Regions from separate parts of the Mus musculus genome. Here all the other regions are linked to region 1. A link is a loop called in an ENCODE intact Hi-C map of the cell type or tissue named here. Cell type or tissue: heart. All regions are shown on one strand.

The links. Hi-C counts contacts between places; a loop is a spot of excess contacts. Peaks named below come from ENCODE experiments on the same cell type or tissue, not always from the same donor. Only the 100,000 strongest peaks of a DNase experiment are listed, where the experiment ranks them.
Region 2: it touches region 1 in a loop (3-fold over the local background); 13 of 42 quality-filtered maps call a loop at or near these places.
Region 3: a loop joins it to region 1, with 8 times the contacts of the local background. A loop is called at or near these places in 20 of 42 quality-filtered maps.

Annotation. Positions count from the first base shown.
Region 1 is chr17:34,851,186-34,859,185 of GRCm38, forward strand. Nelfe (negative elongation factor complex member E, Rdbp) reads left to right here. Exons shown (of 11, transcript NM_001045863.1): 3 at 1,159-1,228; 4 at 1,331-1,476; 5 at 2,240-2,314; 6 at 2,428-2,465; 7 at 2,623-2,948; 8 at 3,036-3,180; 9 at 3,260-3,314; 10 at 3,511-3,613; 11 at 4,903-5,187. The coding sequence ends at 4,973. Cfb (complement factor B) reads right to left here. Exons shown (of 18, transcript NM_008198.2): 10 at 7,824-7,961; 11 at 7,313-7,410; 12 at 6,852-6,969; 13 at 6,483-6,636; 14 at 6,307-6,383; 15 at 6,034-6,134; 16 at 5,819-5,951; 17 at 5,695-5,744; 18 at 5,189-5,397. The coding sequence ends at 5,242. It overlaps Mir6972 (microRNA 6972), which reads right to left and starts at 6,447; the gene lies at 6,384-6,447. In heart, a CTCF peak has its summit at 4,795 (motif pointing right); no DNase peak of the experiment used is centred here; H3K4me3 peaks cover 566 bases; H3K27ac peaks cover 226 bases.
Region 2 is chr17:34,927,167-34,935,166 of GRCm38, forward strand. It overlaps Slc44a4 (solute carrier family 44, member 4), which reads left to right. Exons shown (of 21, transcript NM_023557.3): 14 at 508-758; 15 at 852-946; 16 at 1,040-1,143; 17 at 1,254-1,327; 18 at 1,469-1,539; 19 at 1,642-1,736; 20 at 1,813-1,897; 21 at 2,949-3,270. The coding sequence ends at 3,070. It overlaps Neu1 (neuraminidase 1), which reads left to right and starts at 4,087. Exons shown (of 6, transcript NM_010893.3): 1 at 4,087-4,381; 2 at 4,750-4,942; 3 at 5,400-5,662; 4 at 6,837-7,019; 5 at 7,117-7,339; 6 at 7,439-8,000. The coding sequence starts at 4,241. The coding sequence ends at 7,665. In heart, a CTCF peak has its summit at 3,971 (motif pointing right); DNase peaks (open chromatin) are centred at 4,165, 6,903, 7,170 and 7,815; H3K4me3 peaks cover 1,925 bases; H3K27ac peaks cover 2,828 bases.
Region 3 is chr17:34,908,325-34,916,324 of GRCm38, forward strand. Ehmt2 (euchromatic histone lysine N-methyltransferase 2) reads left to right here. Exons shown (of 27, transcript NM_145830.3): 19 at 80-234; 20 at 314-481; 21 at 2,367-2,511; 22 at 2,654-2,731; 23 at 3,039-3,154; 24 at 3,255-3,341; 25 at 4,065-4,143; 26 at 4,310-4,485; 27 at 5,316-5,749. The coding sequence ends at 5,496. Slc44a4 (solute carrier family 44, member 4) reads left to right here and starts at 6,142. Exons shown (of 21, transcript NM_023557.3): 1 at 6,142-6,196. The coding sequence starts at 6,163. In heart, CTCF peaks have their summits at 3,947 (motif pointing left) and 7,147; a DNase peak (open chromatin) is centred at 3,947; H3K4me3 peaks cover 426 bases; H3K27ac peaks cover 538 bases.

The DNA.
Region 1 (8,000 bases):
GTGGCTTCAGTACCACCCAGAGCCTTGTGAACCATCAAATGCCCAAGTAAATGTGCTCCTCCTGTCTGCTCTACCTCCCTCCCTTCGCTTTTAGATAACCAACTGCATTTAATAGGCCTTAAAATCTCTCATCTCTGACACACCACTCCACCTCAGACAGGGTCTCACACTTAGCCCAGGCTGGATTGAAAATATGTGGCTTTGGGTAGCCTGGAATGGCTCTGCCTCACCTCTGGCTTCTGTACTATTTACACAGCAAAACATTTGTCAAGTCTGTCGATGGTTTCTAAGTTCCTCTTCCACTTTGTCCCCTACCACTACCCCTGGCAAGGATCTCAGTATGTGGCCGGGTTGGGTGGGTTGTTTTGTTTTGTTTTGTTTTGTTTTTTCAACTCCTGGGCTCCTGGTATCTTCCTCCCTAAGCTTCTCTCAGGAAGTGGAACTCTAGGTGCACAACACCGTCCTCAGCACTCTCCTTACTAGTGAAACCTCTGAGTAATTTCTCATTGACAGGGTCTGGCTTTGCTGTTTTGAAGGCACACCTGATCCATTGAAAACACTTCCGAGGTTTCACATCATGTATAGAATTGAAATATCAGCTCACCATACCTGTCAAAAGAGAGAATTATTTTCTCTTAAAACCTGCCTTCCAAAACCTCCTCTGCATTTTTGCAACCCCAATTTCTTTGTCTAAAGTATCTTTTCTGTCTGTGTTGGGTAATTCTGTGAGGTCTCAGTTTACTAGCTGCTTATGCATCAGAAAGTGTTGCTTATACTCAGCCCTGAGTGATTAGTGCCCTTGATTATTCTTGGCTGTCAGTCTAGCCATTGTTTCCTGGGTTCTGAATTCCTTAAGGGTGGGAACTATGTGTTTTGATTCTGCATGGCCTCATTAAATGTGCAGAAGATGGGAGATGGGTGGATAAAATCCCCAAGGATTCAGGTCTTATTTGCAGCTTATATGGTAGGGCTTAGGTGTTTTTGGTTTTCAGTTTCCAAAATGTGAGACTGGAAGGCCTTGGACACCATAGTTTGGTTAGGTTAAGTACTGTGGGCTTCGTGAGGATGTGGAAGCAGGATGAGCCACTCCAGGACCAGGATGCCACACACACTGGCCCTGGAACCAGACCCTGGTTGACAGACCTCTCTCCTTTCCAGAAAAAGGCATTGCTGGCTCTGAAGAAGCAGAGCAGCAGCGGCCCAGCGAGCCAGGGCGGTGTCAAACGCTGTAAGTGACAGAGACAGAGAGTCCAGGGGGCAGCAGCAGAGGGCTTCCCTCCACAGCCAGCATAATGAATGCCTCTCTCCTTCCCCCTCCCTCTCTCCCCAGCACTGTCAGAGCAGCCTGTGGTGGACACTGCCACAGCAACAGAACAGGCCAAACAACTGGTGAAGTCAGGAGCCATCAGTGCCATCAAGGCTGAAACTAAGAACTCAGGCTTCAAACGTTCTCGGACCCTGGAAGGGAAGTTAAAGGTGAGCACACAGGAAGATTGTCTGGAACGTCCTGGCATCAGCTGGAAGGGGGTGGGTGGGGGAAGTCATGCATGCTCACATATGAGCAACCTGTGCTGTTCTGAGTTTAGGGTGTTTCTTTCTTGTTCCTTGAGACAGGGTCTGACTGTACTCATGGAGTCAAGTGATGCTCTGGCCTCAGCCTCAGAAGTAGTTTTTGCCACTGCAGCCCACTGGAGCGCTAGGTTTCTGTCTATCACAAAGAAACCTGAGCCCAGTGTGGTGGCACATGCCTTTAATCCCAGCACTTGTGGGGCAGAGGCAGGCAGATTTCTGAGTTTGAGGCCAGCCCGGTCTACAGAGTGAGTTCTAGGACAGCCAGGGCTATACAGAGAAACCCTGTCTCGAAAAACAAAACAAAAAAAAACAAAACAAAAAAAAAAAGCCTGGGTGATGCCCACATCTCTTTTCCATATTTGTGCTTCTTGGATTGAAGGGAGGTTTGAGTAATGAAACCAGTTACTCACATCAGCTGATGTAGTGGCACACACCTTTAATCCCAGCACTTGGAGCAGACAGGCCGAGAGCTCTAACATAAAGGACAGCCTGGTTCTACTGCGCAAGTTCAGGATAGCCAGGGCCACACAGAGAAGCACTATCTTGAAAAACCAGTCAACCGGTCCAGCACATCATCATAAGAGTGACAGGAGCAAAAGAGAAGCAGAGAAGAGAGAGGGAAGAGCTCTCCTGATCCACGCTAACATGGGTATCTGCCCTTTTCCAGGACCCAGAGAAGGGGCCTGTCCCCACTTTCCAGCCGTTCCAGAGGAGCATGTCTGCTGATGAGGACCTACAGGAGGTAATGGTTTCTGTGGGGCCAGGGTTGGGGACAAGAAGAGACCCACACACTGTGGACCAACTCCGGCACCTGGGAATCATTTGAATTGTTCTCTGTCTTTTCTTTCCCCTTAGCCATCCAGACGTCCCCAGAGGAAATCTCTGTATGAAAGGTCAGAGAGAGCACCGTTTGGTGTGGGGTCAGAGGCCAGAGTGACTGGAAAGTTCAGGGCTAGAGTGGGAGGAGCCAGCTGCAGAGGCAGTGTTGACTCCACAAGGTTTGGAAGAAGGTCGAACCCCCTTTGGTCCTTACTGTCTGCCTCTCCCCAGCTTTGTGTCTTCTAGTGATCGGCTTCGGGAACTGGGACAAGATGGAGAAGAAGCAGAGGCCCCCGGGGCTGGTGATGGCCCACCTCGAGGCTTTGACTGGAGCTATGAAGAGCATGGTAGCGCCCGCTCCTCAGCCTCCCCTCCCCGAAGCCGCAGCAGGGACCGAAGTCATGACCGGAGCCGAGATAGGGATCGGGACAAAGAGAGAGACAGAGACCGAGATCGAGATCGAGACAGAGACCGGGATAAAGACAAAGACAGAGACCGGGATCGAGACAGAGACCGGGACCGAGATCGGGAACGAGACCGAGAGGGCCCTTTCCGCAGTGAGTGATCTTAGCCAGGGTTTAGGTGGGTCCTGCTAAGTAGAAGGTGAGGTGGACCCAGTAATGACTGTGGTTCCTAACCCACAGGGTCAGACTCATTCCCCGAACGGAGGGCCCCTCGAAAGGGGAACACACTGTATGTGTATGGAGAGGACATGACGCCCACCCTCCTCCGCGGGGCCTTCTCTCCCTTTGGAAATATCATCGACCTCTCCATGGACCCACCCAGAAAGTAAGCATGAGCAACATCCCGGGGAGGGAGCTGCCTGGTCTCCATGGAGTTTCCTGACTCTGCTTTCTCTCTCACCCAGCTGTGCCTTCGTCACCTACGAGAAGATGGAGTCTGCAGATCAGGCTGTTGCTGAGGTTGGGACTTCTCAGACCGTTCCTCCCATCCCTCCTGTCATCCTCCTGCTTCTTCTTTTCAATATCTGCTTCTAGAGGAAACTTTTCTCCTGACTGAGAAAACCTTCATCCTCACATTCCTGGTTGGTCTCCCAGGGCAGCAGCACCTGGCTCCATGTAATGCCCGTCCTCTGTCCCCTCCCCTCTTGTCCCACAGCTCAATGGGACCCAGGTGGAATCTGTGCAGCTTAAAGTCAACATAGCCCGAAAACAGCCCATGCTGGACGCTGCTACTGGCAAATCTGTCTGGGGCTCCCTTGGTAAGGATGAGGCTCCTCCCTTCCCCTCTCTGCAGCATAGCACTTCCTTGAGTTCCCTAAAGTGCCCAAGGTCAGGATCTTCACGTAGGTAGTGGATGAAGAATTGCCAGGGCATCTGTCAGGTGAGGGAAGGAGAGCAGCACTGAAATGTGCCCTCTCAGTGGTGGCACACACCTTCAGCCACAACACGTGGGAGGTGGAGCCAGGTGAGTTCAAGGCCAGCCTGGTCTACAGAGCAGAGTTCAGAACAGCCAGGGCTACACAGAGAAATCTTGTCTTGAAAAGCCATTTGGGCAGGGCAGTGGTGGCACACACCTTTAATCCCAGCACTTGGGAGGCAGAGGAAGGTGGATTTCTGAGTTCAAGGCCAGCTTGGTCTACAGAGTGAGTTCCAGGACAGCCAAGACTACACAGAGAAACCCTGTCTCAGAAAACCAAAAAAAAAAAAAGAAAGAAAAGAAAAGCCATTTGGAAAAACAGAACAGGGTCCTCTGTCACAGACAGGAAAGCAGAAGCCTAGTTGTCGCCTCTGAGCTGGAGTGTTACCTGAACTTGGTATTGTGGGTCTGGACCTCAAGTAGAAGACCAGGCATGGAAACATAGATTAGTGTTCTGTGTATCTGGAACCATCAGAGGTGGGGATTTTGGAGATTGAAAAGTGACCTGAGACTGGTTTAGAGAATCAAGAGCATTAGGAAGCTAGGCTCTACTGTCTGTGCCTAGCATACCTCCAGCAGTCCTGGCTTGCTAGGCCCAAGTTAAGTCTGCAGCAAAGGAGCCATGAAGAAGAGTCCAAGCTAAGAACAACCCCAGAAGCTCTGGGCTGTGGGCTGAGAGGCTCTGAAAAGAGTATAAGACCAAAGAGGAGGCCTGTCTCTTAGCCCCACAGGGAATCCTTGGGAGGGATGAGCAGTATGAGGAAAGAAAAGCTGAACACTTGAGTTCGGAGAGGTCCTCATGGGGTCTCTCAGTGTGGACAGCCCATTCTACCCAAAACAAACTTTTCTGAGGAAGGAGTAAGCAAAGTCCTTGCACACACTAGGAAGGAACCAGAATTGACCAGTGTACCAGCAAGGTACAGAAACATTCTGATCTTTTAATTTCCATGTATTTGTGATGTTATCATAGTCACATCTCTAACTGTGTTAACATTCTGGATTTTCTAAGCCACAGTGAGGTTATGGCCACCAGAGGGCAGAGTAAGCCCTGGTGGACCAGGGCCAGGGCTCTGGACCCCAGGTCTAACGCCACTGGTGCTTCACTTAACTGTCACTTTCCTCCCTCCTTAGCTGTCCAGAACAGCCCTAAGGGTTGCCATCGAGACAAGAGGACCCAGATTGTGTACAGTGACGATCTATAGGAAACCTTGTGGATGGCTTCTAGGACATGAAGCTGGATTCCTTGTGCCTCATATGCCCCCAAGCTGGTCTCAGTAAAATCCTGGGGTAGAAGCTTTTCACCTCCGTCAGCCTCTAGTCTTTCAGCACTTGGGATTGGAGTTAAGCCTTCAAAAGCGGCTGTCAGTGTTGATGTTAACCAGTGCACGCCCTTACCCCAAAAAGATGTGGAACACACTTGTTATTGTAACTGCTTTAATCTGTCCTCACACTCTCCCTGCAGGAAGCTCTTTATAGAAAACCCAAATCCTCATCTTTGAGCTTGTCCTTTAGCCAGGGCAGCACCTGGAAGAGGTTGATGTGGAAGTCCCGGGCATAAGAGGGTACCAGCTGTTGCCGCCTCTGGTCTCTGCAGACATCTACTACTCCCCAGCTAATCACACCAACCTGTGTAGATAAGGGTATGCCATGGGTCACTTGACACACTAATAATCCCAGAAAGCTTCCAAGCTGGCCTAAAGAAGTGCACTGGGAGCCTAGCTCCCCCTGTCTTCTGTGGTGCACATAAGCCAGACACTTGGCATTCACTGACCAGTTAAGAACATAGCTGTCAGATGAGGTGGGCCCTGTTCTGCCCCCTTTTCCAGCCCCCTTTTCCAGCCCCCTTTTCCAGCCATGTACAGCAGGCTTTCTTTTTGTGACTCCTGGGCATCTCCCTAAGGGACTAGAGAGGGGACCACTCACTTGAATGAAGCGGCTTCTCTTGTGAACAATGAGAGGGCCCCCGGAATCTCCTGTAGAAGAGAGAAGCTGTAGGGGAAAGATGCTGGGCCTGTGGACTTGCAGCATAGCCAGAGAGCCACCTCACCTTTGCATGTGTTGGGGTCAGCATAGGGATCCACCCCTCCTGTGCAGAGGAACCGTGGAGTGACCACCTCAGAGGCATCTTTGACCTTCTCATAGCCTTGGGCCTTTGTAGCATCTCTCTCACAACTGGCTTTCTGTAGGCAACAAAGGTGAAAAAGCTAGCTAGCTAAGGGAGGAATGAGACCTATGTGACCCTCTCCAGAATCCTCTTCTCACCTTGTCCCCATTCTTGATGTACACCTCCTTCCGAGTCAGGCTCTTCCCTTGCTCAGATACAAACAGAGCTTTGACATCCTTCACAGGGAGCAACTGTTCCTCTGGAAAAGTAATGGGGTCATGCCAGCTGAACCCTTACTTCTCACCCAGCAGATGTCCCTTGGGCCCATAGGAGCCAGGCCTTGAACTAAGCAGTTTAACACTTTCAACTCCCTCTTTCGACCCCTTTGTCTTGCAAATCTCATCCTTGTCTTATCCCAGACTATGCCTTACTGTGCTGCTTGCAGGTGGCTGTCTGAGGAAGCCTCAAGGCTCGTGTGGTTCCCTCCGTGCAGGGGAGACAGATGGGCCTATGGAGACAGGTACAGTAAGGAGCCACAGACAACCTGTTCTGCCCTGTGCCTCCAGCCCAACCTTTCATAGCATCTCTGAGCCCCAGCCTCACTCACCTGAGAGTCTGGCCATACTTGAGCTTGTTCTTGAGCTTGACTAGGGCCACATCATAATCATAGAACTCAGGGATCCCTTCTGCCTTTTTCCCATTAATATTGTATTTGGGGTGGAACAGGACCTCTTCAATCTCCAGGTCCCGCCTCTGACCCCCTGAGAAGAGAAGAATGGGCACCATGTTTATGGAAGCAGCCTCCTGCCTCTGGCCCCATCTCATCTTTGGGGTTCTGTTTCCCCATCCTTAACTAGTCAGTGTTAAGGGGGTCGGGGGGGGCTGTGCTGAGAACAGGTGGGCTACAGGTCATAACATGTCAGTGTTTCCTGAAGATAGATGGGCCTGGAGGTCAGAGTCTTGACTGCATCCTTACCCACGCTGACCTTGATGGAATGTTTCTGATCATCCACCATGAAGCAGTGCGCTGCTGTCAGCACGAAGTACTCAGACACCACGGCCCCCATACAGGTCTCATGTCCTTTCAGAGGGCGCTAGGAAGCCAATGCAGATTAACCTTGGTGTATGTGTACTGCTGGAGGCTGCTCTGTACTAGCCCAGACTGACCTCAGACACAAGGCAACCCTGCTCTCACTTCCAAATGCCAGGGCACCAGCATGTATGTGCTCCATGCCCAGCATCCTTCCCCTTTTTCAGGCAGTTTGATAAGTTATTGTATTGACCTTGAACTCACTGTAGCCCAAGCAGGCCATGAATCTCTACCCTACCTCGGCTTCCTGAAAGCCAGGATTACAGCTAGTGTAGACATTTCCCCTCCTCTTCCCTCTGCCCTTCCTTCCTTTCCCTCCCACAAGTACCCACTGCACGAATGCTTACAGTGACTGAGATCTTGGCTTGCCATGGTTGCTTATGATAATCGTTGCCTTTTTTATGCTCCCACACCATGCCACAGAGACTCAGAGATTTGGTTTCATCTGTCAGGGAAAGAATACTGAAGGCTCAGGTCATTGTAGTCAACTTTGTTGGGTCCCTGTGTGTCTGTTGGCAGCAGAGGCCCAGAAGGGGAAAGGGGAGCAAGCAGGGAGAGGGTTCTGTGTGTTAGATGAGGAACCCCATGGTGTAGTAAGAAAAGATTGACCAGGAGATCTGAGGACTGAGCATCTTAGCCACAGTCTTGGTGCTGACTTGCTGTGCTCAGCCTGTTTCTACATCTGTAAAACAAGCTATTAGAGTTCTGTGAGTGTGAGAAATCAGGAAGTAAGAATAGACGTGGGGGAGGCATGACGGGGCCAGAGAGCGAGCCTTCCAGGTTTTGATGGCTTTGGGGTGGGAGACGTTGGCAACCTCAGTCTGCAGCTTCCCCTTGTACACCCTTGAGTCTTCCTACCAATCATTTGGTAGAAAACATTCTCCAGGTCTTCCATATCCTTGACTTTAAACACATGATGCTCATTGTCCTTTTTGGAAGCTAAGGCATTGATGTTCACGGAGTCCACCAGAGGCCCGACCCCAAACACATACACATCTGAAGGAGAGAAGGAGAGGGTGAGAGTCCAGGCCCTGA
Region 2 (8,000 bases), 76 kb after region 1:
ATGTACCACACACACATACACACACACACATACATGCACTGCACACACACACACACATTCCACAGACATGTACACACATACAGACAAGCACATACATACAGATACACACATGCATACACTTACACATGCATGCATCACATGCGTGTGCACACACACATCACAGACACATGCACACAGACACACACACATGCATGCTATAACTGTGTCATTGTTAGAGCCCACAAAGTCAGTTTAATATCAATAAATACCCACAGTGTGTTCAGTGCACACAAGGCTTTTCCAGAAGCAGGCTGCTGGGAAAGTAAGAGGGAGAGGGGGTGGAAAACATCCACGCACGCACCTCGCTTGCCTTCTGGATAGCTTGTGCCAGTCTGGAAACCAGGAAGCTGCTTAGTCACACTACAGCAGCACTGAGGTGGTCTGAGTCTGGAGGCCACTAGGAACAGAGAAGGTCAAGGATTTGCCTGCAACTCCGGGCATGAACCTGCTATGTCCTGTCACCCCCAGGCCCCGTTGAATTCCTCGTGCCCAAACCTCAAGTGCGTCTTCAAGGGCTACTCGACCACGGGCCTAGCTCAGCGTTCTCTCTTCAACCTGCAAATCTACGGAGTCCTGGGGCTCTTCTGGACTGTTAACTGGGTACTGGCCCTGGGCCAGTGTGTCCTTGCCGGGGCCTTCGCCTCTTTCTACTGGGCCTTTCACAAGCCTCGAGACATCCCTACCTTCCCTTTGAGCTCAGCCTTCATCCGCACACTCCGGTAAGCCAGGGGCAGCCGCCTAGGGAAGTGTTAGTCCTAGAGATACCAGGGGTCCTGGGGTGCCTCATCTCACCTAACTAACTGCCTCTGCAGTTACCACACTGGCTCACTGGCGTTTGGAGCCCTCATCCTGTCCCTTGTGCAGATAGCCCGGGTTATCCTGGAGTATATCGACCACAAGCTAAGAGGTGAGCAGGTGGTGGGCTGAGCAGCCAGAGCCTTGGAAGGGCAGGCAGACAGGCAGAAGCTGGCGGCTAAGCGTGAGCTTCCTTTGTCCCCAGGATCCCAGAACCCTGTGGCCCGCTGCATCATCTGCTGCTTCAAGTGTTGCCTCTGGTGTCTGGAGAAGTTTATTAAGTTCCTCAACCGCAATGCCTACATCATGGTGAGCAAAACCTCCATCCGTCCCTGGCTCTGTGTCCCTCAGCCCGGGCTCCACCATCACTCGGGCAAGCTCACCAGAGGTGTGGCTCAGACCTTCCCTGCTCCTCACAGATCGCCATCTATGGAAAGAATTTTTGTGTCTCGGCCAAAAATGCCTTCATGCTGCTCATGAGGAATGTTCTCAGGTCAGACCGCCATGCCCCAGTGGGGTCTCCCACCCACTTCTCCCATCCCAAAGCTGGTCTCAGAAATGTCCTGTGCTTGGTCCAGTACCATGCCATCACCTGCCAGCACCCTCACCCCAGTCTGTCCTGACTTCTATGTAGGGTCGTCGTCCTGGATAAAGTCACTGATCTGCTGCTGTTCTTTGGGAAGCTGCTGGTGGTTGGAGGTGTCGGTAAGGGTCAAGACCAGGGTTTACGGGGTCAGGTGCCCCCTGGGGTGCACGAAGGGGGGGTCCTCAGAAGAACAGCACTGACCGCAGGACTCTTTCCCACAGGCGTTCTGTCCTTCTTCTTTTTCTCCGGTCGTATCAAGGGGCTGGGGAAAGACTTTGAGAACCCCAACCTCAACTATTATTGGCTGCCCATCATGGTGAGTGACACCTCTCTCTGCCCCACCCACATCCCCAGAGGAGCCTAGGGCTCCCAATCAGTCTTGTCTCTTGCAGACCTCCATCATGGGAGCCTACGTCATTGCCAGTGGCTTCTTCAGCGTCTTTGGAATGTGTGTAGATACGCTCTTCCTCTGCTTCCGTGAGTGCCCCCCTCCCCCAACCCTCCACCCACCCTCAAGCTCTTAGGCCTCCAGGCTTCTTTTAGAGACTGGTTGCTTGTAGCTTTGTGAGCTAAAGGAGCCAGAGGGAATGTCTTCAGACATTCTAAGGCTAGAGGTTTAGGAAGGAAAGAAGGGAATACACCCTGGGCATTCTCAGACAGGGGAAACTTCTCAGACGGAGGCCTGAGTTTAACACTTCCTAGGAGGTAGTCAGAGTGTGTGGTTTTTACTTAGGTTTTTTTTTTTGGGGGGGGGGGTCATGCATAGGGGTGAGACAGGAACAGACTATAGTACAGACTGACCCGGAACTAAGTCTATAGCTAAGGCTGACTCAAAGTCATGATCTTCCTACCTCAGCCCCCAAGTGCTGGAATTCTTGTGTTTTTTGACCTGGTGACAATGGTGACCATGATATAGAAGCCAGAGCCTTGGGCCTGAGAAGCAGGAATGGCCCTACCTCGGTAGCAGTCCCCCAGCCATGCACTAAGCAGTGGACATGAATATTTTATTGTTTTATGGGTTTTGCTTGTTGCTTCAATTTTATTTATTTACATCAGGCCTCTCTATGTATTCTTGGCTAGCTCCTACTATATAGACTAGGCTAGATCTAACTCAAACCAATCTCCTGGCCTTTGCCTCCCAAGCAATAGAATCATGGATATGCGCAACCATTCTCAAGACAGAGTTGTGCTGTGGAGACCTCAGGGGCCTTTGTAGTCTAAGTCCTCCCATGTCCACATTCTAAATGTCGGGATTACAGAGAAAGCCACCATGATGGTCTGGCATGTGATTTTTTTTTTTTTTTGTCTTGTTATCACCCTATGACATATACAGTTATTTATCCCACTTTGTGTGAGAAAAACAGGTTATACAGCCTGGTCTACAGCCAGCCAGGGAAGTTGTATCAAACTGCCTGAAGTGGCCCGGACAGGAAACCAGGATGTTTGGTTTATACACCCCAGATTATTTTGGGGTACAGTGGGGTGCCATTATCAGGATCCACCCTGACGGATCTACTTTGCCTCTCAGTCGAGGACCTGGAGAGAAATGATGGTTCCCAGGAGCGGCCTTACTACATGCCCAAGGCACTCCTGAAGATTCTGGGCAAGAAGAATGAGGCACCTACAGGGGGAAAGACCAGGAAGAAGTGAGAGACTCATCGTGACCTGGAAATGCAGCCCTCCTGTACAGAAGCCCTGCCGTCAATGCCTTGAGAATCACGATTTTGTAGAAAACAGATTTTATTAAAGACTAATATTTTATATTCTTGATAAGTTTATGGCTTTATTTTCAGTGAAAACTTGCTTCCTTTTTTTTTTTTTTTAATTAAAATCCAAATTGCTATCACACGATTCAATACCCAGTAAGAAAAACTTGTTCGGTGACTGAGGCCAGGAGACTGGGGTGTAACTCAGCTGGTAGAGTTTGCCTAGCATGGAAGGGTCCCCGGATTCTGTCTATAGCATAAGCAGGGCTGGGACACATGCCTGTAATCGGTACTTGGGAGGTACAGGCAGGAGCACTGGAATTTCCAAGTTATCTGTGTCTGTTTAGAGACAGAATTTTTCTGTGTAGCCCTGGCTATCCTAGAACTCACTCTGTAGACCAGGCTGGCTTAGAACTCAGGAAGGAGGGTGGCTCTTTTTTCATTCATTCGTCGCTTTTTTTTTTTTTTTTTTTTTTTAGCTTTTCAAGACAGGGTTTCTCTGTGTAGCCCAGGCTGGCCTCGAACTCAGAAATTTGCCTGCCTCTACCTCTGCCTCCCAAGTGCTGGGATTAAAGGCGTGCGCCACCACGCCCAGCTGCTTATTATTTTTAACCTAGTGATTCTAATCAGTGTTAGTCATGTGCTTAAGGGCATTGGGGTCATCCACTGGGACGTGGGGTACCATGGGCACACTCCTAAAGAAAAGTGCCTTTCTCTCCCCTAGCAGCCATCAACTGCCAAGATCTCCTCAGCTAGGAGTGGGGCTTCCCAACCCTAGGGACTCATACAAACTAGGAAGGTACTCTACCAACTGAGTCATATGCCATCCCTAACCTGTCTCTTCCACAAGGGGTCAGTGCCTTTCATAGCCGCCGGTTGCTTTAAAACACGCCCCGCCCCTTTCGTCACGTTCTGGCGTTAGAGCCAGTCAAAAGGCTCACACAGACTGGGGCCGCCTCTGGGTCACATGCTGATGGACTAATTGGAGTCGCGGCAGCGCGGGCTGCGGCCCCCAAGGGGAGGGGTCGGAGTGACGTGCGCGCTTTTAAAGGGCCGAGGTCAGCTGACGGCTTGCCACCGGTGACCAGTTCCTGGACAGGGATCGCCGGGAGCTATGGTGGGGGCAGACCCGACCAGACCCCGGGGACCGCTGAGCTATTGGGCGGGCCGTCGGGGTCAGGGGCTCGCAGCGATCTTCCTGCTCCTGGTGTCCGCGGCGGAATCCGAGGCCAGGGCAGAGGATGACTTCAGCCTGGTGAGCCTTGCTGCACCTGCAGAGGTGGCCACTGCCCAGCTCGGCCATCCCTCCGCGTGACACTCCTGCCCCTCCATCCCCTCCCAACACCTTTGCTTCCTTGGGCCCCTGGCTCAACTGTTATGGGGTCCTGCCCCTCATCCCTGAAGGTTCCTTCTCCCCTCGCAGCCTCTCCTTGCTCAGGAGCCTCCAGGTTCGGCCCATACTATCCTCTGGGCTCCCACCTCTTGTTCTAGGACACCCTTCACCCCTACTCAGGCTCCCCATTACCCTCTCTCATGGGAACCCTGGCTGGAGCCAGTACCTATCGGTCTTAGGTACCTTAAACCTCGTGAAGCTTGTCTGCATTGAGGTGTCCTTCTGCGCAGGTGCAGCCGCTGGTGACCATGGAGCAGCTGCTGTGGGTGAGCGGGAAGCAGATCGGCTCTGTAGACACTTTCCGCATCCCGCTCATCACAGCCACCCCTCGGGGCACGCTCCTGGCCTTCGCTGAGGCCAGGAAAAAATCTGCATCCGATGAGGGGGCCAAGTTCATCGCCATGAGGAGGTCCACGGACCAGGGTAACAAAGGCTCCCGGGTGGAAAGAGCGGGTGCTGGGTTGTATGGGTGATCGGGGTAGGGAGTTGGGGGTTCCCTTCATCAATGGAGCAGAGCCGAGCAGACCCCGGGGACCACTGAGCTGCTGGGCTGGTTGGGGTCAGGGGCTCACAGCGATCTTCCTGCTCCTGGCATCCGAGGCCAGGGCAGAGGATGACTTCAGCCCAGAGATAGAACTTTGGGGCTTGAGTCCCTAATGAGTTAGGGAAACCAGAGGATGAATTTTGTCCATAGTTTCTGTAACTAAGAACCAAGGTACTGAAAATGAGAATTATGTCTCAGGGGAATTAGCAGGAAATAATGTCAGAGAAAGAAGAAACATGGTTCTGGTGCCACATTGAGGTCCCCGGGGAGAGGCAGGAAGTAAACAACAACCCGTACAATTTTCTCTCTGCTCTTTTTTTTTTCTTCTTCTTCTAGGTAGCACGTGGTCCTCTACAGCCTTCATCGTAGACGATGGGGAGGCCTCCGATGGCCTGAACCTGGGCGCTGTGGTGAACGATGTAGACACAGGGATAGTGTTCCTTATCTATACCCTCTGTGCTCACAAGGTCAACTGCCAGGTGGCCTCTACCATGTTGGTTTGGAGTAAGGACGACGGCATTTCCTGGAGCCCACCCCGGAATCTCTCTGTGGATATTGGCACAGAGATGTTTGCCCCTGGACCTGGCTCAGGCATTCAGGTTTCACCCTGTGGATAGGAGGAGGGCAAGATCCCATGAATCAGATTTTTTTTCCTGAGTGGGGGCACCTTAGAAGGATGGCGTTCTGGAAGTTTCCATCTCGATTGTGGAGATGGAACTACCATTGACGTCTCACATGGAGACTGTCAACAGATCTGTCCTTAGCCTGTGCAGGGAAGAATTGGGTGCCATTGGGCAGACACGTACCTATATCACAATGCCCGGTGCCCAGCAGGGTCCATGAGCTCAGGTTAGAGAGACGTTCCCAAGGCTGGGTGGACACCTGCACTTGTCCAGTGGTGCATTCCACATGCATGTCCTAAGGGACTTCCAGGAAAGGGCAGTGGAGAGGGTGTAAGAACCAAGCATGATCTGTTTATATGTTTGGACATGCCATGGTGAAGCCCATTTCTTTGTATGCTAGCCAAAAATTTATTTGAGAACAAAAAAACTAAGGCAAGAAAATCACTGTGAGTTAAAGGCTAGCCTGGGCTACATTGTAAGTTCAAAGACAGGCTACCTAGAGAGATAATCTCAAAATGGGGAGGAGGACTGAAAAGATAGTATTGAAATTGGGGACATTTGCAGCCCTCAGGAGGCCAGGGCAGGCAGATCTCTGAGTTCAAGGCTAGCCTAGTCTACAGAGAGCATTCAGGCTACTCACAAGTAACCCTGTGTAGCATGCCTACAGTTCCAGCATCAGGCAATAGAATGAGGAGGACTGGGAGCCAAATAGTCAGCCTTGGCTACATAGAGCATTGGAGGCCATTGTTATTCAAATAAATATTTCGAATTTAGAGAGAGATTTTTTTCTTTTCTATTTTTTAAGATTTTTGAGGAGTGTCATTCAATGAGGGCCTTGTGCACAGGCAGCAAGAACTCTACCACCAAGCTGAGCTATACCTCAGCCTTTTTATATACTTTTAATTTTGAGACAGAGTCTCACTATGTCCCCAGGTTAGCCTTGAAGTGACTCTGTAGCCCAGGCAAACCATCTTCTGTGCTCAGCCTCCTGAGTAGCTGGGATTACAGGCCTGCCATGAAAAAGCTTCTTAATTTGGGCAGTGTCTGTGGGAGAACAAAAGGGTTCCAGTGTGTCGCACTGGGAGCTGCCAGCGCTCTGCCTGAGCTCCATGGCAGCACCTTTGCGACACCCACTTCCTCTTCTTAACAGAAACAGCGGGAGCCTGGGAAGGGCCGGCTCATTGTGTGTGGACACGGGACGCTGGAGCGAGATGGGGTCTTCTGTCTCCTCAGTGATGACCACGGTGCCTCCTGGCACTACGGCACTGGAGTGAGCGGCATTCCCTTTGGCCAGCCCAAACACGATCACGATTTCAACCCCGACGAGTGCCAGGTCAGGAGTCCATGGACTGTACCCGCCCACACCACCGCCTTCCCCAGCTCTGGCTTCCTCAGCCTCCCCAGCTTCTCCTGTTCTCTCCCCCACGCAGCCCTACGAGCTTCCAGATGGCTCGGTCATCATCAACGCCCGGAACCAGAATAACTACCATTGCCGCTGCAGGATCGTCCTCCGCAGCTATGACGCCTGTGACACCCTCAGGCCCCGGGATGTGACCTTCGACCCTGAGCTCGTGGACCCTGTGGTAGCTGCAGGAGCACTAGCCACCAGCTCCGGCATTGTCTTCTTCTCCAATCCAGCCCACCCTGAGTTCCGTGAGTGCCTGAGGGTGGAGTGGGGGTTGGGGGGCGCCCCGTCTGAACAAGTCCTGGACAGAGCAGAGACCCTCCTCCCTCTGACTATTGCTCTCCTAGGAGTGAACCTGACCCTGCGCTGGAGTTTCAGCAATGGTACATCCTGGCAGAAGGAGAGGGTCCAGGTGTGGCCGGGACCCAGCGGCTACTCGTCCCTGACAGCCCTGGAAAACAGCACGGATGGAAAGAAGCAGCCCCCGCAGCTGTTCGTTCTGTACGAGAAAGGCCTGAACCGGTACACCGAGAGCATCTCCATGGTCAAAATCAGCGTCTACGGCACGCTCTGAGCCCCGTGCCCAAAGGACACCAAGTCCTGGTCGCTGACTTCACAGCTCTCTGGACCATCTGCAGAGGGTGCCTGAAACACAGCTCTTCCTCTGAACTCTGACCTTTTGCAACTTCTCATCAACAGGGAAGTCTCTTCGTTATGACTTAACACCCAGCTTCCTCTCGGGGCAGGAAGTCCCTCCGTCACCAAGAGCACTTTTTTCCAGTATGCTGGGGATGGCCCCTGTCCATTCTCTTCCAGGACAACGGAGCTGTGCCTTTCTGGGACAGGATGGGGGAGGGGCTCCCCCTGGAGAGATGAACAGATACGAACTCAGGGAACTGAGAAGGCCCG
Region 3 (8,000 bases), 57 kb after region 1:
CGGGACCCCTATGCAGAGTGGGGGCTCAGTTCAAGGATTGTGTCACCTGCAACCAAGTCTCTGCCTCTCACCTCCACAGGAGGAAAACATCTGCCTGCACTGGGCCTCCTTCACGGGTAGTGCCGCCATCGCTGAGGTCCTTCTGAATGCCCAGTGTGATCTCCATGCTGTCAACTACCATGGGGACACGCCCCTGCACATAGCCGCCAGGGAGAGCTACCATGACTGTGTTCTGTAAGCCCTAGCTTCCCCAACCCCTGGCACCCACACCCCACTGTCCAATCTCTGACCTAGGCCTTATGTTCCTCTTCAGGTTGTTCCTGTCTCGTGGAGCCAACCCTGAGCTTCGGAACAAAGAAGGAGACACGGCATGGGATCTGACCCCAGAGCGCTCTGATGTGTGGTTTGCACTGCAGCTCAATCGAAAGCTTAGGCTTGGGGTAGGGAACCGGGCTGTCCGCACCGAGAAGATCATCTGCCGGTGAGTGCAGTCCAGACATCCATGCCCACTGCCACGGCCCACGTTGGCCAGTCCCAGGCCCCTTCCCAGGCACAGGACATCCCGAGAATTGCTAGAATCATCTTGCCACTAGGGGAGGTGGAAATAAGGGACTCAGCCAGTGAGACCCTCAGTGGACAAGGGAGCCTGTGGCCAAGCCTAACAGAGGTCAGTCCCTGGACTCACATGGAGAAAGTCAACTCCTCCAAATTGTCCTCTGGCTTACAAACACACCTCATGACACTCTCACACACAGTTGAAAAAAGCTGAGGGCAGGGTGTGGTGACCCACACCTGTAATCTCAGCATGAAGGAGGCAGACAGCTGATTGTTTTGAACTTGAGGCCAGCCTGCTTTGTATCTATGTAATAAGTTCCAGGCCAACAAGGGCCACATAATGAGACCTTAATCTTTAAACAAAAGAAAGAGGAGACGGGCATTGGTGGTGCACACCTTTAATCCCAGCACTTGGGACGCAGGGGCAGGTGGATTTCTGAGTTTGAGGACCCCTGGTCTACAAAGTGAGTTCCAGGACAGCCAGGGCTGCACAGAGAAACCCTGTCTCAGAAAACAAACAAAAAAGGACAAGAGAACAAAAAGGACATGTTTTCCAAGCCTTCGAGGTGGTGGAGGCTGGAGGATTTCAAGTTTGAGGCAGACACCCAGATAGATAAGAATTTCAGAGAGGAGCTAGGTGTTACTTGTGATCCCTTCTATTCTGAAGGCCAAGGAGGAAGACTACCTCTTGAGCCTGCATATTGGAGGCTCAATGAGACTCAAAACTTAAAAAAGGAAAAACAAACAAAACAAAAACAACCACAAAGCTAGTGTGAGGCGGCCCAACTGCTGAAAGTGCGTGTGGAGTTTAAGCCATGAACCCACCAGAAGGAGAGAGCTGCCTCCCGAGGACTGCCCTCTGAGCTTTCCATCTCATTGTATCCTGTGCACACCACACTCAGACATGAGGCTGCTCGGGCCAGGCGGAGAGTGGTGTAGACCTTTAATCTCGCTCTGGAGGCAGAGGCAGAGGCAGAGGCAGGCTGATTTCTGGGTTCCAGGGCTGTACAGTGAGATGCTGTCTCAAAGAAGGAGGTGGGTTGCCGGGCGTGGTGGTGCACTCCTTTAATCCCAGCACTCAGGAGGCAGATGCAGGGGGATTTCTGAGTTTGAGGCCAGCCTGGTCTACAAAGTGAGTTCCAGGACAGCCAGGGCTATACAGAGAAACCCTGTCTCAAAAAAACCAACCACAAAAACCAACAAAACAAAAAGATATGTAAGTTTGTAATCCAGATGTGTTCTGTGCAAGCTGAGTACTTTGGTGTTTGTCTGTCCTTATAGCATCTGAGGAGGCAGAGGCGGGAAAATCATAACTTCACGTTTAAGGCCAGCTGGGGCATTGTAGCAAGACTCAGTCTCCAGCTAAAATTTAAAAGTCCAGAGTCCATTGGGGTGGTGACATATGCCTCTGACCCTAGCACTCGGGAGCCAGGGCAGGAGAATAGACTGTCGAAGTCATTCTCTGCTATCTTTCAGTCTGGGGCCAGCCGGGGCTATAGGATGCTGTATCTCACCAAGGAATGAGAAAAGGTCGGGGCTGGGAACATCGGTCAGTGGGCGAGCATTTATTGGCCTAGTATGCACCGTGCTGTTGGGCTCAGTCTGCATTCTCACCAAGAAACAGAAATAACCCAGTCACTACTTGGGACATAACTATTTCTTAGCCGAGATTGTTCTCCGTGGTGTCTTTGTTTGTTTTCAAGAACGTCTCCCTGCATGTGCTGAGATAAAAGTGCCAGCACCCTTAGATCAAGGAATCCTCCCCTCAGAACTACTCTGCCCCACTTTGACCTTATCTGCCCCTTCTGTAGGGACGTAGCCCGAGGCTATGAGAATGTACCCATCCCCTGTGTCAATGGTGTGGATGGGGAGCCGTGCCCGGAGGACTACAAGTACATCTCTGAGAACTGCGAGACATCGACCATGAACATCGACCGCAACATCACCCATCTGCAGGTAAGGCACAGCCCCGCTCACCATGCTGTGGGAGCACCTCCACACCAGGATGGGGGGCATGAAGACTCCCCCTCACACTGGGACCACCACCACTCACTGTCCTGGAACATGAACCCCACTCACTCCTACTTTTCTCCCACAGCACTGCACGTGTGTGGATGACTGCTCCAGCTCCAATTGCCTATGTGGTCAGCTCAGTATCCGATGCTGGTATGACAAGGTACGTGACCCTCACCTGGCAGGTCTGCCAAGGAGCCAGGACCCTGCTGTGTTGGGGAAGAGACACAGGGTGTGGCAGGAAGCCCTGCCAGGAATGCAATGGGCCTCTCTGCTGGAGTATATGCAAATGCGCGCTCTAGTGCCTGCGCGCACACTTCCTGGTCTCTGACCTCAGCCTGCAGACTCTGCACCTTGCTCTTCTGCTCTTGGCTGGGGTCAGAGTGGAGTTTCCTGTGGAGTCCTCTGGGTCCAGGGCAGCTGAAATGGGCCCCACAGAGAAACCACTATCCCCTCCCTCCGCACCCCAGGACGGGCGGCTGCTCCAGGAGTTTAACAAGATCGAGCCCCCCCTGATCTTTGAGTGTAACCAGGCATGCTCCTGCTGGAGAAGCTGCAAGAACCGCGTGGTGCAGAGCGGCATCAAGTGAGGCGCGCGCCCCGGCACCCTGCCTCGCCTCCGCCTCCCCTCCCCTGGGGCCCTCCCAGGTGTCCCACACTCAGTGTGACTCCCTCTCCACCTCTAGGGTACGGCTGCAGCTCTACCGGACTGCCAAGATGGGCTGGGGGGTCCGAGCCTTGCAGACCATCCCCCAGGGCACGTTCATCTGCGAGTAAGTTCACTGTGAGGCCGTGGTGCATGAGGGCTCTGCTGACCCTAGAGCTCCATGTCAGGATACATGTCTCTGCTCGCCCACCGAGTGTATTTCCAAACATCATGTCCCCCCTTTACCTGCACGCTGCCTAGATGGAGCATGCCTGTGGCAGACAGATCTGTAAAGTGGAGAATAGCTTTTTCCTGTGCACTTCCTCCCCTCTGCCGTCAGACTCACCTAGGTTCTCTGTGGCCTTTAGAGCAGAGAAGCCCCTTCACCTGCTCCGAGGACCTCCCAGTTTCTCTGTTCCCTCAACTTCTCAGACACCCACTTCTCTTGGGCAATTCCTCTTCCAGCCACATGGGGCGACCTCATGACTGATGTAGCTGCGCAGAGCCTACCACCTGTTTGATAGTTCCTGGTGCACACACCTCCTAATGTCTAAGCCTGGCAACTTTCCACCCAGCCAGCCACCAGGGATGCTAATCCCCAGAACACAGGCTCACACACACACACACACACACACACACACACACACACGTCATCTCCCACCATGCCTGCTCAGGTCTTGCAGGCTCCACCTGTACAGAGCCTCCCACCTGCCTGTCTACAGCTGCACAGCGACCCCTAGTGGCTGGACCATGTCCTGCATCTCTCCCCTGGGCTCTGAGAACTGAGTGGGAAGGTGGGGCCGGGAGCCCTGCTCACTGTTCATGCAGAACTGAAGTTTCCGTCCAACAGGTATGTAGGAGAGCTGATCTCTGATGCCGAGGCTGATGTGAGAGAGGATGATTCTTACCTCTTCGATTTAGATAACAAGGTGGGATGCAGCACCTCTGCCCTCAACTACCAAAGGCTGCTTTGTGCAGCCACCTGTAACATCTGGGACTGGAAGCCTGGGTGGAGGGACTGGGTGTCACTGCAGGAACACTAGCCAGGCAAGTGGATAGAAGTGGATATTAAGAACACTGTGTCTCCACCCCCAGGATGGCGAGGTTTACTGCATTGATGCCCGTTACTATGGCAACATCAGCCGATTCATTAACCACCTGTGTGACCCCAACATCATCCCTGTCCGGGTTTTCATGCTGCACCAAGATCTACGGTTCCCACGCATTGCCTTCTTCAGCTCCAGGGACATCCGGACTGGGGAGGAGCTGGGGTGAGGAGCCAGCCTGAGGGCACTGACCAGCCTTTGGTGTTCTTTTTTTTTTTTTTTTTTTTTTCCCGGTTTTTCGGGACAGGGTTTCTCTGTGTAGTCCTGGCTGTCCTGGAACTCACTCTGTAGACCAGGCTGGCCTCGAACTCAGAAATCTGCCTGCCTCTGCCTCCCAAGTGCTGGGATTAAAGGTGTGTGCTACCATACCCGGCTTCCTTTGGTGTTCTTAGGTGTCCCTTGGAAGGCTTGTTAAAACTGTGTAAGGCAGGAGTAGGAACATACATTCATGATCACAGCACTCAGGAGGCTGAGGCAGGAGGATCACAAAGAGTCTGGGCTACAGAGTGAGACCCTGTGTCAAAACAAAACAAGAGAAGTCCAGGTTGCCCTGGTATCACATGCCTGTCATGCTAGTGTTTGAAAGAGCTTGAAGCAGAAGTACCTACAAATTCAAGGCCAGCCTGGGCTAACTACAGAGTTCAGGACAGCCAGGCCTATGTAGAGAGACCCTATCTTAAGCAAAAAACAAGAAGGGGGATGGGGGCTAGTGTGGGTTGGCTGGATGGTTGAGTATACTAGGCCCTGGGCAGGCTGCATCCCACTTCCCGCAGAGCCTCGGGAGAGTCTGGTCACAAGGCAGGAAGGCTAGAAGCCTGCATTTATGACAGTTCTCTGGGAGTGTGAGTCAACAGAGCCAACAAGGACCTGGAGTCCATCTGCAGGAGTGGTTGGGTGGAAGAAGGTGGATCCCTCAAGAGGGCTCCTGGGCTCTATGAGATGGGTTTGAAGTGTCTAGATCCAAGGGCCAAGAGCTCCTGTGTTTCCTCTGCCAGCTTTGACTACGGTGACCGATTCTGGGACATCAAGAGCAAGTATTTCACCTGCCAGTGTGGCTCTGAGAAGTGCAAGCATTCAGCGGAGGCCATCGCCCTGGAGCAGAGCCGCCTGGCCCGGCTGGACCCCCACCCGGAGCTGCTCCCTGACCTCAGCTCCCTGCCCCCCATCAACACCTGAGGACTCTTAAAATCCAGGCCGGGCACTGCCCTTCAGACATTTCTCCATCAGAGACCCCAGTAAGGCCTGGAAGGTCGATGGCCCCTCTCCCAGAGCTGGTTTCTCACTGGGAGTGCAAGTGACTTCAGGGCTGGCCTTCCCCACTGAGCCTGGCCTCAGTTAGCTGATTGAAGTTGGGCCTCTGCCAGCTGATTTTCTGTGTTCTCAATAAATGTTGGGTTTGGTAATAAACTGTCTGGTGATTGTTTCAGGACGATGAGGACTATGGGGCTGAGGGGACAGTTGGGTAGGAAGCAAGCTGTGGCTGTGGGGTGGAAGAGAACAGCTGTGGGGCACCCACTGGCCACAGGGGTTTAAGGAAAAGCAAATCACAACCTAGAGGTTTGGGTGTGCCACAGTTGAAGTACTCTAAACAATTATGCAGTGTTTCCTTATCAAAGTGCTCCGGTTTCTTCCTGCTGCGGTCCGTAGCAGACCCGGTAAGCAGCTCCTGGGACCCAGTTCTGAGCCCTGGTACCCCTGGGCTGGTCAAGAGTTGAGATCTGAAAAAGGAACTGTAGAGGACCACAGGCAGGGGCGGGGCTGTGACGTCTGGGAGGGAGGGCGGGGCGGGCGGCAGGTGAGCGGCTAGGTCTCCGTGGCTCCAATCACTCCGGAGACTGAGCCATGGGGAGAAAGCAGAATGAGAACGAGGCTCACGGTAAGGCTAGGGGCAGAGGCCCGGGCTCTGGAGAGAGGTGGCCGGGCTCTGCAGCCATGGCAGCTGAGGTTGGATCCTGACAGAGGAACTGGAGTCCTGGGTCTCTGAGGAGCGGCTACAGGAAAACAGGAGTCAAGGAAAAGAGACAGAATCAGGTCCTGGAAGGATGGTCTGAGCCGCCAGAAAGATCTTGCATACTAAATGGAACCTGGATGAGCAGGAGTTGGGGCTGGCGTCCCTGTGTGGCCAGCGGAGTGGGGAGGTCAGGCCTGGGCTGTAGGTCCCTGAGGGCAGAGCCCTAGCAAACAAAGCCTGTGTGGTTAGGAGGCAGGTTAGGGTCCCGATGCTCTGGACTTAGAGTCCAGCAGTGTCCTGCGCTGTGGTTGCTGGGGGGGGGGGTGTCTGTCAACCCACACCCTGTGAAGAGGCAGGAGCTGAGACTCCTGTTGGGATCTGTGTGAAGAGTTGGGGAGATGGGCCTCTGAACTAATAAAGTCCTTTGAGGAGTAGGGGGCTGGAACCCCAAACTTCTGCAGTCAGCCTGCTAGGATTCCTGTGAAATGGAGGGCCTGGGACCCTGAGCTGCTGGGGTCTGCATGCTAGAGTCCCAGAGGGGGGGGGGCAGGTACCGTGGACTAAAGGAATTCTTGTGAGAATTTGGGGTGGGACCCCGAGATGCTAGGGTCTGCCTGCAAGGACCCCTGTGAGGAGTGGGGCCTAAGGTGGAGAGACAACTGACACCTGCCTTCAGGTTTCAGTTGGGAAGAAGTGTGTATGTTGGTGTATCTAGAGCACTTTAAGTAATCGGGGCCAGGGCTGTGTGGAAGGGGAGGTCTGAGGGGAAACAGGGGAGGCCTGTTTCCAGAACTGCTGAAGTAAAGGGCTGGAAATCTTTCCCCCAGATCCTGAGACTGGACGGGGAAGAGAGAGGGCTGAGGGTTGGGCCTCCTCTAGGTGGGGCTGGTGTCCCCTAGAAGACCGAGTAATAGCCAGAGCACAGAAAACTTCCTGGAACAGCCTTGGGTCAATCATTGACCCTGTGTCTGTGAGCCCGGGTGGGACAGAGTCCAAAATGCCCACAAAAGAAGATACCTGCCCCAGGCTAGCCCACCCCTCAGCTGTCCCTCAGTGCCCACCAGGACCCTGGCAGCCTGGCCCCGCCCTGCCCCGCCCCCTCCCCTGTGTACTCAAGGAGGACCAGGAACAGGACGTGGCCACAAGGCCACAACCACAGCAGCCGGCTCAGGTGTCAATCTGGCTGGCCACCCAGAGCCGTGCGGTAGCCGGAGTGGGGTGGTGGTGGTGGGGCGGTCTTCGGAGCTCCCATTGCCCTGCAGGGTTTCATAGCTTTACTATCCTTTCTTTGTCATATCCTTGGGCCAGAGGGCTGAGATAAGTGATGATGGTCCCCTGAGGGGCTCCCAGACTGGATAGTCCAGAGATGACTTGGAACAGGCTGGAGGACAGAGATAGGACTGGGGTCTGCGAGCCACTAAGAGGGAGTCCCAGAACCTGGGTTACACACTACTCAGAAGCCTTGAGTCCCTTTAAGAACCACTTTCAGAAGCTTATTCTAAAAACCAGTCAGGAGGCTGAAGCAAGTTTAAGTCCAGCTTGGAGAACTCAGCAAGATCTTGTCTGAAATACAAAGTAAAATTTAAAACAAATGGCTGCGGCCTGGAGACACATGCCTTTAATCCCAACACCTGGGAGACAGAGCCAGGCAGATCTCTGTGAGTTCAAGGCCAGCCTGGGCTACAGAGATAGTTCCAAGAAGCTAAAACTTTACAAAGAAACCCTGTCT